3 separate regions of the Mus musculus genome follow, and regions 1 and 2 are each linked to region 3. The links are chromatin loops, found by intact Hi-C in ENCODE. Cell type or tissue: heart. All regions are shown on one strand.

Evidence for each region. A loop is a pair of places that touch in the nucleus more often than their neighbours do. Peaks named below come from ENCODE experiments on the same cell type or tissue, not always from the same donor. Only the 100,000 strongest peaks of a DNase experiment are listed, where the experiment ranks them.
Region 1: it touches region 3 in a loop (2.1-fold over the local background); 5 of 42 quality-filtered maps call a loop at or near these places.
Region 2: it touches region 3 in a loop (1.9-fold over the local background); 5 of 42 quality-filtered maps call a loop at or near these places.

Annotation. Positions count from the first base shown.
Region 1 is chr8:33,893,333-33,898,332 of GRCm38, forward strand. All of the region lies in intron 1 of Rbpms (RNA binding protein gene with multiple splicing), which reads right to left. Among named protein-coding and RNA genes, the nearest start is that of Gm51528, 28 kb to the right of the region's middle. In heart, CTCF peaks have their summits at 228 (motif pointing left) and 2,630 (motif pointing left); DNase peaks (open chromatin) are centred at 4,709 and 4,789; H3K27ac peaks cover 2,595 bases.
Region 2 is chr8:33,902,489-33,907,488 of GRCm38, forward strand. The region is part of intron 1 of Rbpms (RNA binding protein gene with multiple splicing); the gene reads right to left. Among named protein-coding and RNA genes, the nearest start is that of Gm51528, 19 kb to the right of the region's middle. RefSeq lists an enhancer at 1,333-4,581. In heart, a CTCF peak has its summit at 2,939 (motif pointing right); DNase peaks (open chromatin) are centred at 453, 1,433, 3,523 and 4,644; H3K4me3 peaks cover 4,443 bases; H3K27ac peaks cover 5,000 bases.
Region 3 is chr8:33,801,324-33,806,323 of GRCm38, forward strand. The region is part of intron 6 of Rbpms (RNA binding protein gene with multiple splicing); the gene reads right to left. Among named protein-coding and RNA genes, the nearest start is that of Smim18, 56 kb to the left of the region's middle. In heart, CTCF peaks have their summits at 2,762 (motif pointing left) and 3,825 (motif pointing left); DNase peaks (open chromatin) are centred at 2,348, 3,238, 3,508, 4,168 and 1 weaker place; H3K27ac peaks cover 1,976 bases.

The sequences.
Region 1 (5,000 bases), 92 kb after region 3:
CAAGATCTGACTGCCTCTTCTGGAGTGTCTGAAGACAGCTACAGTGTACTTACATATAATAAATAAATAAATTAATTAAAAAAAAATAGAAGGAAAGGTCTTTTTAAATAGCTCAACGGTTAAAGAAAACGTGCTCTTCCAGAGGACACGGGTTCAATTCCCAGCATCTATAGATAAGGTCAAAGCCATGTGTAACTGTAGTTCCAGGGGACCTGATGCCCTCTTCTGGCCTCTGAAGGCAACAGATACAGAAGTGATGCACATACTGTGCTTCTAAGTCACTCACACATAAAAATAAAAAGTACTGCTGGGCATGGGGGCACACACCTCTAATCCCAGCTCTCCAGGGCAGGACAGGCAAAGCATTATGAGTTCAGGGCCAGCCTGGTCTACAAAGTGAATTCCAAGACAGCCAGAGCTAAGACGAGATCCTGTCTCAAAAAATAAGTTTTTTGTCTTGTTTTGTTTTGTTTTGAGACAGGGCTTCTCTATATAGCCCTGGCTGTCCTGGAACTCACTTTGTAGACCAGGCTGGCCTCGAACTCAGAAATCCGCCTGCCTCTGCCTCCCAAATGCTGGGATTAAAGGCGTGTGCTACCACACCCGACAGGTATGATGGTACAAGTCTGTCACCCCAGCACTTGGGAGGCAGAGGCAGACAGACCACTTTGATTCCAACTCCAGCCTGGCCTATATATTGTAAGACTATGTCTCAAAACAACAACAACAAAACCCCTACTTGTTTTACAACCCTTTTAGGGAGCTAGAGATAGCTCAGTGGTTAAGAGCTCAGGCTACTCTTCTTTCAGAGGACCAGGTTAGAGTCCAGATACCTGCATGGCAGCTAACTATAATTACCATTAACTCCAATTCTAGGGGAGCCCTGTATTTTGCGTTTAAGGGCAATATATGCATGCGGTACACACAGGCAAAGCACTCATAAACATGAATAAATAAAGTCTGAGATAGTCCTGTGTGGTGGTCTAATTGAGAGCAGCCCCCATGGGCTGAAATATCTGCATGCTTAGTCTCTGGTCTGTGGAACTGCTCAGGAAGGATTAGGAGATGTGACCTTGGAGCTGTTACTGGGGTAAGTTTCAAAAGCCACCCACACCAGGCACAATGTCTGCCTCTGTGTGTCCCTCTCCCTCACTCGTGTGTGTGTGTGTGTGTGTGTGTGTGTGTGTGTGTGTGTGTGTGTGTGTGTGTGTCTGGTGTGTCTGTCTACAGATCAGGATTTAAAGCTAGAATACCTGTTGCCACACTCCCTCCATGATAATGGACTAGTCATCTCCAACTGTAAACAAGTCCCAATTAAATGCTCTCTTTTGGAAGAGTTGCCTTGGCCTTGGTCATGGTGTCTCTTCACTCAATAAGTAAACCCCGACCCCCCAATAATATAACTCCTCCAACTGACTAAGACAAGGTTTTTGCCTAAGGTATATTCAAGTCGCATTATGTAAGCCTGCCACCTAGACCAGACTCCCAATGTTCCTGATTTACTGAGTGTCCAACCCTCCCGTTTGGAAGCAAGGTTTCCCAAGAAGCTTTCTCTCCAAACGGGAGCTGGGGGTAGAGTGCTCCATCCATAGGCTAGATAGCTAATTTCTCTCAACTAATCTTTTACAAGAAAACACACACACACACTTCAGAGAAACTCATTTTAATTTTCTACCACAAAATTAAAAGGATGACTGCCCCCTCCCACGAGGAAAGAGAGTCTGAACCTAAGAAGCCTTCCTTACTCCGAGCTGCAGTGAGACCCCTGGGAAGCATCAGCACCCAGCCTAACACCTGTCAAGACCCTCAGACTGTATTTCTCCAGCTCCCTCACGTACCAGAGCCTTCACTTCATATATCCTTACTTGAAAGCAGCTCACGGGGAGGCGATCTGCCTTGGTGGCTAATCACATACACTACTGCGGCGGGGCATGTAGCTCGGTGGCAGAGCGTGGCCTTCACATGAGACAGCCTATGCTCACTTCTCAGAGAGAGAGAGAGAGAGAGAGAGAGAGAGAAAGAGAGAGAGAGAGAGAAAACAAGAAGATTAAGAAAACAGAATTGGGGGTGGGGGTAAAGGAACTGTTGTGGGCATTAGTGAATACCTGGGTCCCCATGAGGGACTGAAGCGAGGCTGTCCGGCAGGCGTGGCAAGCACTTTTACCTGCTGACCGATCTCACCGGCCCTAGCAGTTAATATTTAATAACAGGCTAATGCTGTGTGTTTGTTTTCCGAAAAATAAAAGCTGTGTAAAGTTTGTGAACAGATGCTCATGACTCAAGGACACAGCAGACGAGAAGTCAGTCACTGAGCATTAATTGCTTTCACGGGGCTTTGCGTTACTGTCCAGGCATCAGGGTCACTCTGTGTTAGAACATTTGCAAGTAAAGAGTATTGGTTTTCCCCCCAATAGTTTCTGTGCAGGGGGGGGGGGGCTCACAACTCCTCAGAGCAGGTGCTGGCACTATTATTCTTTTCTCACAAACAGAGAGGCTAAAAGCTACCAGGCGCATGTCTAGAAACTCAGCTTAGGGGCACATCTTCAATTCCCAGCACCCAGCAGCTCACAACTGTCTGTAACCGCTGCTCCAGAAAATCCCATGAGCCCTCTGCTGGTCACCGTGAGCACTGCATGCATGTATGTGGCACACAGACACATAAAATCCACCCAGCCAGGGAGTACAGCTAACTACAGGCACACCTAGTTAGGAGTCTAAACCAATCAGACACTTTAGGTAACTGGTTTAAATGAGGTTTCCCGTTTCATAAAAGTTGGGATTATAGACTGATTTCTAACAGTCTTCATTTTACAGCCCAGTCCTTTTCCAAACAGTAACACGGAAGTGGCTTCCCACTCCTGACTTCATTATTCAAGTTCTATCGGGGTCTGAGCTTTATACTTAGTGATGTAACTGGAACCCAACTGTAAATCATACTGTCACACCTAACAACTAGCCTCAAAGAAACGAAGTAGCTTCCCTCTTTCAGACACGGCTTCGCTCTCCCCAGTTTGATAGCTGCAGTAACCTATGGCCTGAACCGATTAAATGGAAAATTCCAGAAATAAACAAGCCGTAAATTTGACTTGCATTCTGTTCTGAGTCTCATGAGGAAATCTCGCTCAGGATGTGAATCACCCCTCTGTCCATCCAGCACTGTCTACAAACCCCACTTTCATCGGACAGCCGCCTCAACTATTTCAACAGTCAGGTCACCGTGACGCTTGCTCCACTCTAACTTAATGACCCCCCAAGTACAAAAAGAGGTATGCCTGAGAAGCCACAGCATCCTTTTCCAGCACAGGGATAAACATTTTAGATGTCTTTCATAATTGTTGTCGGTGATCTTATTCTACTTGTAAAACAGCGATTGTTGTTAAACTGCTTGAAGTATAAATTTAACCAGTAAGTCCTGGGGCTAGCGATGCTCAGTGGTTAAGAGGACACATGCTCTTTTTCAGGCAGATCTCTGAATCTGAGGCCAGCCTGGTCTGTAAAGCAAGTTCCACAACAGCCAAGCTAGAGTGAGATGGGAAATAGGGGGAGAGGGCTAGGGAAATAGGAGCTAGTGAAGGAGGAAGGAAGCAAGACCTCTTCCGAGGACATGTTGGGTTTCCAGTACCAGTCAGCCACTATAGAACTGCTTGTCACTCCAACTTCAGGGACATCTAATGCTCTCTTCAGCGGCACACATGCACAAAATATTGGGGGGTAGAGCTTGAGTGCGGTGTCCTATATAAGCAAGCCCAACTTTTCCTGGTTCGCTGGCTTCCCTCACTAGATCCAAACAGTGGTCAGTACCACTGTACCTCCAAAACTGAGATAGAAAAATAAGCTTGTTTTCTTTGTATTACTCATCTTCCAGGCTCATATTCAACCAAGAAAGGAAAAACTAATACAACAGGCACTACCTGGCATCCCAGCTATCCACTTGAGTGTGTGTGGGGTGGGGGGTGGGGGGGTGTCTTAGGATATATACTTCCTGTGGGTAAGGGAGGCAATAGCTGATAAGCGGAAGCCAGACAGGAAGCTGGGTGTGTCAAACCAAAACTGAAGGACTCAAAGGTAGACTACAGAAATTTTTTTTTTTTTTTTTTTTTTGGTTTTTCGAGACAGGGCTTCTCTGTATAGCCCTGGCTTTCCTGGAACTCACTCTGTAGACCAGGCTGGCCTCAAACTCAGAAATCCGCCTGCCTCTGCCTCCCGGGTGCTGGGATTAAAGGCGTGTGCCACCATGCCCGGCAGAGACTACAGAAATCTTGACTGCATTCTCTGATTAGATTCCTTAAAAACTATTAATGTGTGCTTTTCTCCCCTCCGTCCCACCCCCCAGCATCTTCTCTCTTCCCAACTGATTCGATAGCTTGTCTCAGAAAAATCTAAGCTAACCTTTACTTCTCCAGGAAAGTCCTTCACCCTCCGACGTATCCCACTGATTCTTTGGTCACGGTGGACGCGACATATAAGCAGAAATGAGAAACAGTAAGATGGGGAAAAAAGGGAGCAAAGAAGCAGGAACACAGGGGAAGTGGCCTTTTGTGCCACAGTGGATGGCCCCACCGCACTGAGAAAGGCAGGCCTAACTCCTGCTTCTCCTTTCCACACCAGGCCTCACCAGGTCCTCTCAGAGGTAGCTAGGCAACCAGGACCCATGTGTACACACACACACACACACACACACACACACACACACACACACACACACACACCAGGCCAGACAGGTCTTCAAACAAACAGAGAACTGTTAACCTATAAATACCCACAAGGTGATGGAAACAGATAAGGGGCAAGCGTTTCAGTTGTCTAAGTCTAGATCTCCAACAGTGGAAAATAAAGCCCAGGAGACACTGCTAGGAAGGGAAGTGGTCACGGAGCCCGGGCTTGATTCTGTGCCTGCAGGAACCAGCTGGAGAAGCTGGGACGCTTCAAGGCAGGGGCGACCCCAGCATGGATTCTGTAGGATACACTTTACTGCTCGACGCCCTGGAGCCGGATCCCCT
Region 2 (5,000 bases), 100 kb after region 3:
TTATGTAGCCCGGAGGAGGACAAAAGGAAAACCCAAGAAGCAGCAGGAGGCAGAGCTAGCCTACTGCCCATCTTCCAACTCCCAAGACACAAACTAACCAGTGCACCCGGAAGAAACACTCTATATCCTGGCTTGCAGGGATTTCCCAATTCTGAAAATCCCCTGCTGTAAAGTTACATCTCTTGGCTGTTTGTTAGAAAGGAGATCCATTGTACTAAAATGTAGCCCTCTGCACGAGGTTATTTTAAGTATAAGGCTAAAGCAAAGCCAAACTGAAAAACCTCAGGACTTCAGATAAGGAAATCAGGATGTCCTGGGGCATTTGAAGCTCAAAGCTGGACTCCTCCAAGCGTGTGGGAGGGAGGCCTCAGATTTGATCCTCTACTCTGTTAAAACAAAACAAAGCACTCAGGATGTCCTTCCTCTGCGTTCAAGCTTGGCTTGGAGTAAAGCAGGGGAGGGGCCACAGCAGGGGAGGGGCCACAGCAGGGGAGGGGCCACAGAGGAAGCGTTCTTTCCAGGAGACTCTCTTGGCCCTGGTTTGGAGGGACGGAAGCAGGTCTAGGGACAGGAAATGGTGATGGTTTGCTGGTGACCAGACTGGTCCAGTGTCTGGGAAGATGGAGTTAAATCAAGAGATCTTCTGGGGAGCAGTGAAGACAGATGATGGGTTCCTAAAGGAGGGGAGAGACAGATGGACCACGGGATGAAGGGAGACTCCTGCAGATGGGAAGGCAGGTCTGGAAATAGAGATAAATACAAGCACAACTCCGGGGCTTTGGAACTGAGCGGAGACACCCATTTGGAGGTGGTATGGATGCTGGTGTTAATATCGGAATCTGGAGCTCAGGGGAGGGGGAGAGGGAGAAGAGAGGAGAGAGGAGAGAGGAGAGAGAGGAGAGAGAGAGAGAGAGAGAGAGAGAGAGAGAGGAGAGAGGAGAGAGAGAGAGAGAGAGAGAGAGAGAGAGAGAGAGAGAGAGAGAGAGAGAGAGAGAGAGAGAGAGAGAGAGAGAGAGAGAGAGAGAGAGACACCACAGGTGGGGGTGAAGGATAAGAGATGCAGATTCAGAGCAGACCGCTAAGGAGTAGTAGCAGCTGACCAGGAATCCAAGGGGAAGAAAGGCAGGAGCACGGAGGGGTGGCTTAGAGAAAAGAAAGAAGCCAAGAGAACTCCAGCGATGGAAAAACCCAACAGGCAACCTCTGTCAGCTCACGAATAGAAGGTGATTTTAGTTTCCTTCCTTATACTTTTTCCCAGGACTCTCAATAAGATTGTCACTTATTATGCAAAACTTACAAAGCATCTGTTTCAAGTTCTTCCGCAGGGTCTGTGGATGGGCTCACATCCATACATCCACTCCCCAGCCTCAGGACCAGGGACAAATACATCGCCCAGCCTCCGGGCCAAGGTCTGGAATCCCAGCAGGGTTAGCTGACCCATACACAGATGGCCCAGTGACCTTGAGTTCATTAGCATACTGTTCTAATCAAATGAACTAACCAGCAACAGACCCTGCCCAGTTTGTCCCACTGCCCACCGCTGCTCGGGCCAAAGTTCCTCCACTCTGAACCATTTCCTATAAACAAATGGTTGCCTGAAAACATTCACTCGGACACAGGAGGTCCAAGGCTCACCAAAAATATTTGTTCTTTGGCTCTAAATCGAGTTGATATTTACTTACAAGCTACTTGCCCCAATAAACACAAGTGTTTCGTTAATGTTAATGCTGGTAGCCATTAAGACAACTTACTGAATAACCGATATCCCAATGCCTTTTATTCTGGCCACACTGAAAAACAAAGGGGGGAGGGATGGGCAAAAAGGGTGATCAAATCCGTCAAAAGTCAACAAGGATTTAAGAAACAGTACCCTGCCTCCTACCAATCCCTTGACCCTCCTCCGTCTATAAATATTTGTCTTAACAGTATTCAACTGCAAGAGCATCCATCATGGTACAGTCTAAGAGCTATCTGTCATCCTTCCTATTTTACGTTTAAATATTCAAGTGTAGATGTCAACACTTCTAGAGAAACAGGGATCGATTAAAACAGTGTCAGCTGAAGTACTAGAGCTTTAGAGGAAGAAATGCAAGCGCGAGGACCTATTTTAAAAAGCACGCATGCACAAACACACACACAGAGGAATTAAATGCATCCCACACCTAATCCCCAACTTCAGCTCAAGTTGTATTTAGGGCCTTCCCATTCGTCACGCAAAGCTCGTGACAGTACAAATCGCTATCACTACACTGACAACCAAGAGAAAAATCTGGAAGATTCACTTTTGATTTTTGCAAATTCCCATGTTTACAGAATATTAAAAACAAAAAAAAAAAAGAAAGAAACATCTGTATAGATCTACATTAAAAGGCTGATACAGGAAAATCAGCAGACTACGTGGTCTTAACAAGCAAAAACACCCAGGTTCAATCACCACCAACAACATATGTAGGCAGTAAGCAGCCTATGGGGTCTACTGAGGACTCAGTGGATGGGGGAAGAAAGATCAAAAGTTTAGGGCCATCTTCAGTTCCAAAGTGAGTTCAAGGACACTCTGGCTATGAGATGGACAGGCAGGCAGTGGGGGATGGGGAAGAAAAAGGGGGAAACACAGAGAAAAAGGAACAGAGACAGACAGACAGAAGACAGACATTTACATTCCTTTAACTCTGAATGTAACTGAGATTACAGGCAGGCACCACTATGGTTCTGTGCTGTAGATTAACCCATAGCTACAGGCATTCTACACAAACTCTCTACCATCTAAGTTAAGCCACAGCACTAAAAATATATCTACACATACTAATTTATTGATTTGTAACGTACATAAGGCACTACTGGAATGTGTTTTACTTTTTAATAGGGGTTTTATTTATTTATTTATTTAGATTTACTTATTTATTATATCTAAGTACACTGTAGCTGTCCTCAGGCACACCAGAAGAGGGCGTCAGATCACATTGCAGATGATTGTGAGCCACCATGTGGTTGCTGGGATTTGAATTCAGGACCTCCGGAAAAGCAGCCAGTGCTCTTAACCTCTCCATCTCTCCATCCCGTTGGTTTTTTTTGTTTTGTTGTTGTTGTTGTTTGTTTAAAGAGTAAGTTTTCCAGGAAAAGAAAATTTAAGAACCTAACTTTGACTGAATGAACGCTTCTATCCAAATGGATTTGACTATAATTGGTGCTGGGGGAACAAGAATCATGAAGACACTAAAAATAGATTCTGTAAGACGTGGGGGGGACGCAGTTGTGAGACCAACACTAACAATTAGCAAAATGTGGTATCACTAGTATTAAAATAGGACACCGGAGCCCACCCTAGGAAGGCTGGCTGGCTGTCCCGGACTGCCACAGTCACCTGGGCTCTGGGGTGGCTCAGCACTTCAGGTCCTCAGCTCAGGGGACAGCCTTATAAGGAGATCATGCTAGAGAGCAGATAAGAATGCCACCAAGCACTTAACATTTCCAGAGGCCTCTGCAAATATTAACTCATTCCTTCCCGTGGAATCCACTCCAAGAGTGGGGGTGGGGGAGATCCCTGATTAATTAAACTTAGTTATAGCAAGATGGAGAGGGAGCTGGACACCTTCCTTGGGCACCTGGCTCCAGGCCAGACAAGCCTAATGAGCAGGAGGGAGGCAAGTTATTTCTCAATTTTGACAGCAAGTGAGGGACAGGCTCCCCTCCCTCTCCTATCTCCCACAGAGTCCCCACAAAATTCCAGACCTTAAAATAACTGCGACTCCCACTTGAACAGTCTATGACAGGAGAGAGGCAAAGCCCAGAGCGGGGCCTGCCGTAGACACACAAAAGGGGGTGAAATGTGCTTTCTTCTTCCCAGGAAAGAAACGGAGCAACTGCGATTACTATGCCAGTAAAGAGCAAAACAAGCCAGGGGCGGTGCCCATCTTTAATCCCAGAATTCTGAAAGTAGAGGTAGGAGATCTCTCTGAGTTCGAGGCCAGCCTGAGTTCTGGGGCAGCCAAGATTCAGCAGAGAGCCAAGACAAAGAAAGACCTTGTCGAGAAAGAGAGAGAAGAGAGGAGGAAAGAAAGAAGAAAAAGAAGAAACCAGGAGGGAGGAAGCAACAACCTATACAGTCAATGGAGGATTGGACTTTTTTTTTTAATATATAAAACTGTTGCATCAAGTGAAAGGTTGTGTTTTATTTTCTGAAATGAGCACAAAACCTCAAAATGAGTCACAATTGTTAAGTATTTTGAGGCTCTAAGATATCTTGAAGTCGTATACTGTAAATAAAGAGCAACAATTGTACACTTTAAAACACTAGCCTGCAAGCCTTGAAAGCAGGAAGTTAGAAATGAGAGGATCACGAGTTCAAGGCCAGCTCTGTCTCAGAGCAAGGCAAGCCAAAACTAATCGCTAATGTCAGACACTTCAGAAAGGCTTGTAAAGAGGCTTATCTGATGCAGGATTCTAGTGACTTGGTGTGTCCCAACTAGAGCGCAAGCTGCTCTTCACGACACAGAGACTGCTTTCTAACAAGCCACCAGCCCACCAGTCAGGGAGAACTACCATGGAGTCGATTCCTTCCAGGTGGAACCCATGATCTGAACACCACCTCTAAAAAGCCACCACACTGGAGCGGGCAGATCCGTGAACACGGTGAGTGGGTGCCCAACTGCAGCCTGACAGGGGCACAAAGAACGCCCATCCCATAGGTAAACTGGAACAGGACGCCGAGGAATGAAGAGTGCACACCAGGCCCTTAGAAATCCAGGAAGCTGGAGGTCAAATGAAACTTCCCCCACCCCACAAAGGGCAACCACACAAACGCTCCTCAACAGATGGATGAGCAAACAAAATAATTACTAACTTGATTAAAATCTAGAAACTCCTGGAAGATCAGACCCTGGATATACCTGAAAGGAATTACCTTAATTGCCATTAATGGAGGTGGCAAGACCTGCCCACCATGGGTGGCTCCATTCCCTAGCTCTTCCTTCTCTGCTTCCTTGGTGAGGCTGTAATCCACA
Region 3 (5,000 bases):
GGGCAGCAGTGAGACACCTGTCCTCTGATAATGCATTTCTCCCTGATTGTCACTCTTCTGGTTTCTGGCTTTGGTGTCTCAGGTGGCTTTTGTTCTTTTACCAAGCCAGGAGAGCAGGAAGCTTGGGCCGAGTCCCTTTCTATGCAGAAAGTTCAAACATTTCCTTAAAAAAGGCTAAACTTGGGGGTGGGGGGAGAAGAGGGGAAGGGGTGAAATGCTTGTCTAGAACGCTCTATCCCCAGTACTGAAAGCAAATAAATAAACAAATAAATAAATCCAGCCAAAGGAAAGTAAGCAACATAAAAACCCAAACTGCAAGTCACTACAACGCACCAGACATTACTAACGCTTTAAGATTCTTAGCCCCACGTTCCTGAAGCTCTGAGATGTTTAAGGCTGAGGTTGGCCAGGCAGCCCTGGAACCCGCACATGGCCCTGTACTACCACTGCCTAAAGGAGGGCCCGCAGGAAGAAAGGACTGCAACTTGACCAGCTGAGGTGGGTACTGGCCCCTACAACTCCAGCCTCCACAGACGGCCAGGGTTCCCACTCCGGAAAGCCTGTCAGGCATTGAAGACTAGAGAGTCACAGTATGTAGGGGTGCCTTCCACAACCGTGAGCTCACAGACCTGCAGGGTGGGGGGTGCCACTGCTCAGTAAGGCCTAGGCTTCCCTCAGCCCCTTAGGGCAGTCCTGGGGGGACATGAGGAACAGCGAGTGTTCAAGGACAAGCCAGGACTGAGAAAGGGGATCTGTGGTTCATAGCAGTACACACCCCAAATTTCCATGCCCCTCCCTGACTTCTGAGAAAGGATATTACTAAGACATTAAACTCCTTCTAGGGGTCAGAAAGGCCTAGTTGACGGTCCTGACAGGACTGGCCAACAGCACTAAACTTGCTACTACCTGCTCAGCGGAAGATGAGCAATACAGAGTATGAAACCTTGGTCAATGGGGCCCAAACCAGGCACCACAGTTTCCCAGGGTCCCTAAACCCTTGTGCTCTTGAGGAAATACCTTGTGTGCCCAAACCTTAAGTCTATGTTCTCTGTTCTCCACAGGGCAGTAGCGACTAACAGCAAGATGAGAAATAATTAAAACAAACAAAAAAACACTGTAATCCAATTCTTGTTAGTTTTATCGTGGGGCTGGGAAGATGGCTCAGAGTATTGTTTAAGTCTGCCTTGAAAGATGGAGGCAGGGTATTCTCTGGAGCAAGCTAGCTAGAGAGTCCCACCGCGTCAGTGAGCTCTGGGCTTGAGACAGAGCCTGGTCCTCAATGAACTGGGTCTAGACTGCATGACTGCCCTCGCATATATTCACAGCACACACATCAAAATGGAAAGAGAAGACAGTTACACACTACTGGGTAAACAAACACCCAGCTCTGGTGACAAATGGGTACAGACCTGCAAGTAACCCAGACAGCCTCGAAGTCTGTCCGTCTGTCCATCTAAGTTCTTTATTTGTTTGCCTGTGGCAGTTTCCTGTGGACTAGCTCTCAATTTGTTTGGAGTGAAACCTCTAAAAAAAAATTTTCCAGGGGTGCCTCAGGGATGTCTCAAGATGCACACCTGAGAAGTCTGCAATAATTTACAGAGTGTCTGTCCCTTGGGGAGGAGCCCCCTGAAACAGCTGACCTCAGGACCTTCCTCGACCTCGCTTCCCTGACAATCATTCAGGCCCAGCTCTGGGGCTGCTCTAGTGGGGGTGGGGGACAGGGGCTCCACCAATGCTATGAGGTGAGACCAGCAGATTCACAAGGCAGACCGGTGACCGAGGGTCTGTATGTCGTCTTCCCCTTCCGGAAAGTGGAAGATGAAACATGTCTCTGCTGCCCAGTGAGTCACACAGTGTAGTTTGCAAACGTTACACATCCATGGCCTTGAGGCTAGATAATCATTTAAAAATGCTAATGACAGATTTCTGACACTGGCTACAGAGCCACACCATTCTCTGTATAAAATGCTAAGGCAGCACCCGTGCTTTGCTGTCCTGTCTCTTCATCCAACTTGGAGAAGGTGGGAGTTGTGAAAGAATCTTACTAAAGCACAGGCTGGCTAGGCGCTCTGGAGTCTTCTGTCTCTGCCTCCCACGCACAGGGATGACAGGTGTGTGCCACCATTAGATCAGAACCACTGGCATCTGGTGGCACAGAAAGACCTTTAAACCAGAGCGGAGAATGGCTGCTCACGGCTAGAATTGAACCAGAAGTGGATCCAACTCCGTTTTAAGGGCAGGTCCCGTTTCTTGGCTCCTCCCTTCCTTAGGAGCAGAGCAGGAAGGCAAGGAGGATGTGTCCACTAGGGAGATCTGTCAGCCTTGTTCGGATGCGAGCACTTCCGGTGGCGGATGACTTGTTGGCACGAGCATCTTCTAGTGTAAAACTCAGGGTGGCTCCGGAGCTCAAGAAACAGGCAGCAGCGTCGATGAGGCCCGGGCCCTGGGCACAGTCTCCTGGGGCACTCTTTCAGAGTCTGCTCCCATGGGACATACAACTCAGTTGCTATGGGCCTGGTCCTCCCTCACAAACCTCAGCCAGAGATGAAATACCTCGGCTCCAAAATTGTAGCACCGTGAAAACATAAAAAAAAAAACCAAAAACGCTGTAGTCTACTTGAGACCATTTTTTTTTGCTCTGATTAAAATTTTTATTGAAAGCTCTCAAATATTATCAAGAAATAGTTTTTTTTTGCAAAAGGGGGAGGGAGGGGGTTGCTAATAAATTCAACACGGGAGCTCCCTCTGCTGGTCTGCAGTAGGTTGATATGTGACAAACACATTCCCAGAGACAAATCTAATCTGCTGAAGAAGTGGACAAAAGACAGGTGTGTTGGGCTTTGCCTCTGGAGAGAAACACTAGAAGAAAAAAAAAAATCCACGTCTCAAAACAGAGCACAACAATCAAAAAATAAAAAAAATAAAAAATAAAACTAGAAGACTCTCCAAAACATTAAGTTTCCAGAACAAAACACCACTCGGCTAGTAAGGGGCCGCCCACTCTGCTCCCTCCAGTTAGCATCTCGGAAGCCATCTTTGCCTCAGAGTCTCTTCTGACAGATTTCTCATCTACTTAGAGGGGAAAGTTCCAAGGAGTCATTAGAGCGAGGCCTCTCCGAAATTCCAGTAAGAGCAAGTCTCTGGTGAGCCAGCGCCTTGCTGTGTTAGCCAGCAAGGAGAACAGGTGACACTTGCTCGGGTCACCTGTGGAAGCGCTGCGCTTTGGGGACAACCTTCCATCTTCTCAGACCCGTTTCCTCATTGTACAATGGGCTGGGCCTGCTGTCTATAAAGCCTCTACTGGGTCACTCCAAGTCCCAGCCTGGACCAATACATTCGACAAGAATGTTCTCTTAAGTGACTCCAGAGAAGAAGTGGGATTCCAAGACACAGGCCTCTCACCACCGCAGGTCAGAGTTCCACCCAGTCTAGGCTGATGGCTGAGTCAAGAGGATGCCGGGCTGGGTAAGTCTCAAGAGAAGGGGGCCATCTAGGTGATGCGAGCCAGTGAGGCACACGGCCAAGATCCAGCGAATCTTGCACTGTCTCTCCATCCTTTCTCAGTGGCGTAGACTTCCTAACTCTCCCACGAGATCCTTGTTAGAACCTTCACCCTCCATATTCCCCAGTCACTCCTGAGTCCATCTGTTACATCAGGACCAGAGCCAGCGATCCCCGTTCTTTCTGGACACTGCCAGGTCCTGATTCTCCAGGGCAGTGGTGAATGGCCTGGTTGCGGACTACCCAAAGCCACAGATTCTATAGACTATGTGTAACCTTCTATCATTCTATGATGCATGCCTGCCCCTAGTGGCCTCAACTGTTGGTTGCTCCTTTTGAGAGGGGGCACAGCACCCGCACATGAGGTATGGGACACACACAAAAGGGGCTTTTAGTTGCTCTTTGCTGTCAACAAAGATCAAAAATATAAAGGACTAAGTGACAGACAGTCACAATTTAGCCCCCCACTTGCCCGCTATCTGTCGGCTATGACGGCTACTGAATACTGAGGCAGGGATACTGGGCAGAGCACAGAAAAGCAAAAGGCACGTCTGGTCGTTGACTTCAGCTTGTTTCCTGGACCACGGCCACTGCCGGCCACTCCCTGCCACCTTCAGCACGTTTTTCCTCATTCCTCACACTGCTGTGTAGCTTCCCCAGGGAGGATATTTTGGCCTGTGGCACAGGCACTGACTGAGGGCTTCCTGCCTGCCTACAGCTGATAGGCCCCCGGAGAGCAGCTCAGAAGGGCAGCTGCCAATGCAGGCAAGAAACCCACTGCTCTGTCAGATTTAGAGTTAAAGAGCACTCAGCCCTAAGCACTTGGGGCTGCTCACAGGGGTTTCTTACAGGGGCCTTAACCAGGACTGTCCTGTGCAACATGTTTCACCAAGCCCTGGAAACAAATACCAGGCAAAATAAACATAGCCCCACCTGACCGGGCTGATAAGCTAAAAAGATCGACTGTATTTGTCTAGTGTGCATTTGTGTGTAGAAGGCAAGGGACAACCGGAAGTCAGTTCTCTCTTCCATCGTGTGGGTCCTGAGGACTGAACACAGGCTTTGGCAGCAAGCCTGAGGAGCCATCTCGTCAGCCCCATAGCCCCGCAAGTTTTAAAAGGCCAGGCGGAATGGAGGATTAGTGAGAAATACGTACAAGTGTTTTACTTGTTAATGACTGGCATTTTCCATAGGTCAATCAAATGAGGGGTTACTTCCAAGGGTGAAGGTCAGCTCTGATTATTATCCTCATACGAGACAGACCTCAGGGAACCACAGCATCCGGGGGAGAGGAACCTTCCTATGCCTCAGACTGTTCTTAACTAAGCAAGAGAAGCTCGCAGCAGATGGCTACCTTTGCCACACACTGGGCAATGAACAAGCTTTTGTCTTTCCTAGAATATGTTTCAGGCTTCTCCATGGAAGCCTCTCTCTGGTCTCTCAGCTCCCTGGGGACAAGAGCGCAAGCCTTTTAATCCACACACGCCAAGCACACATTA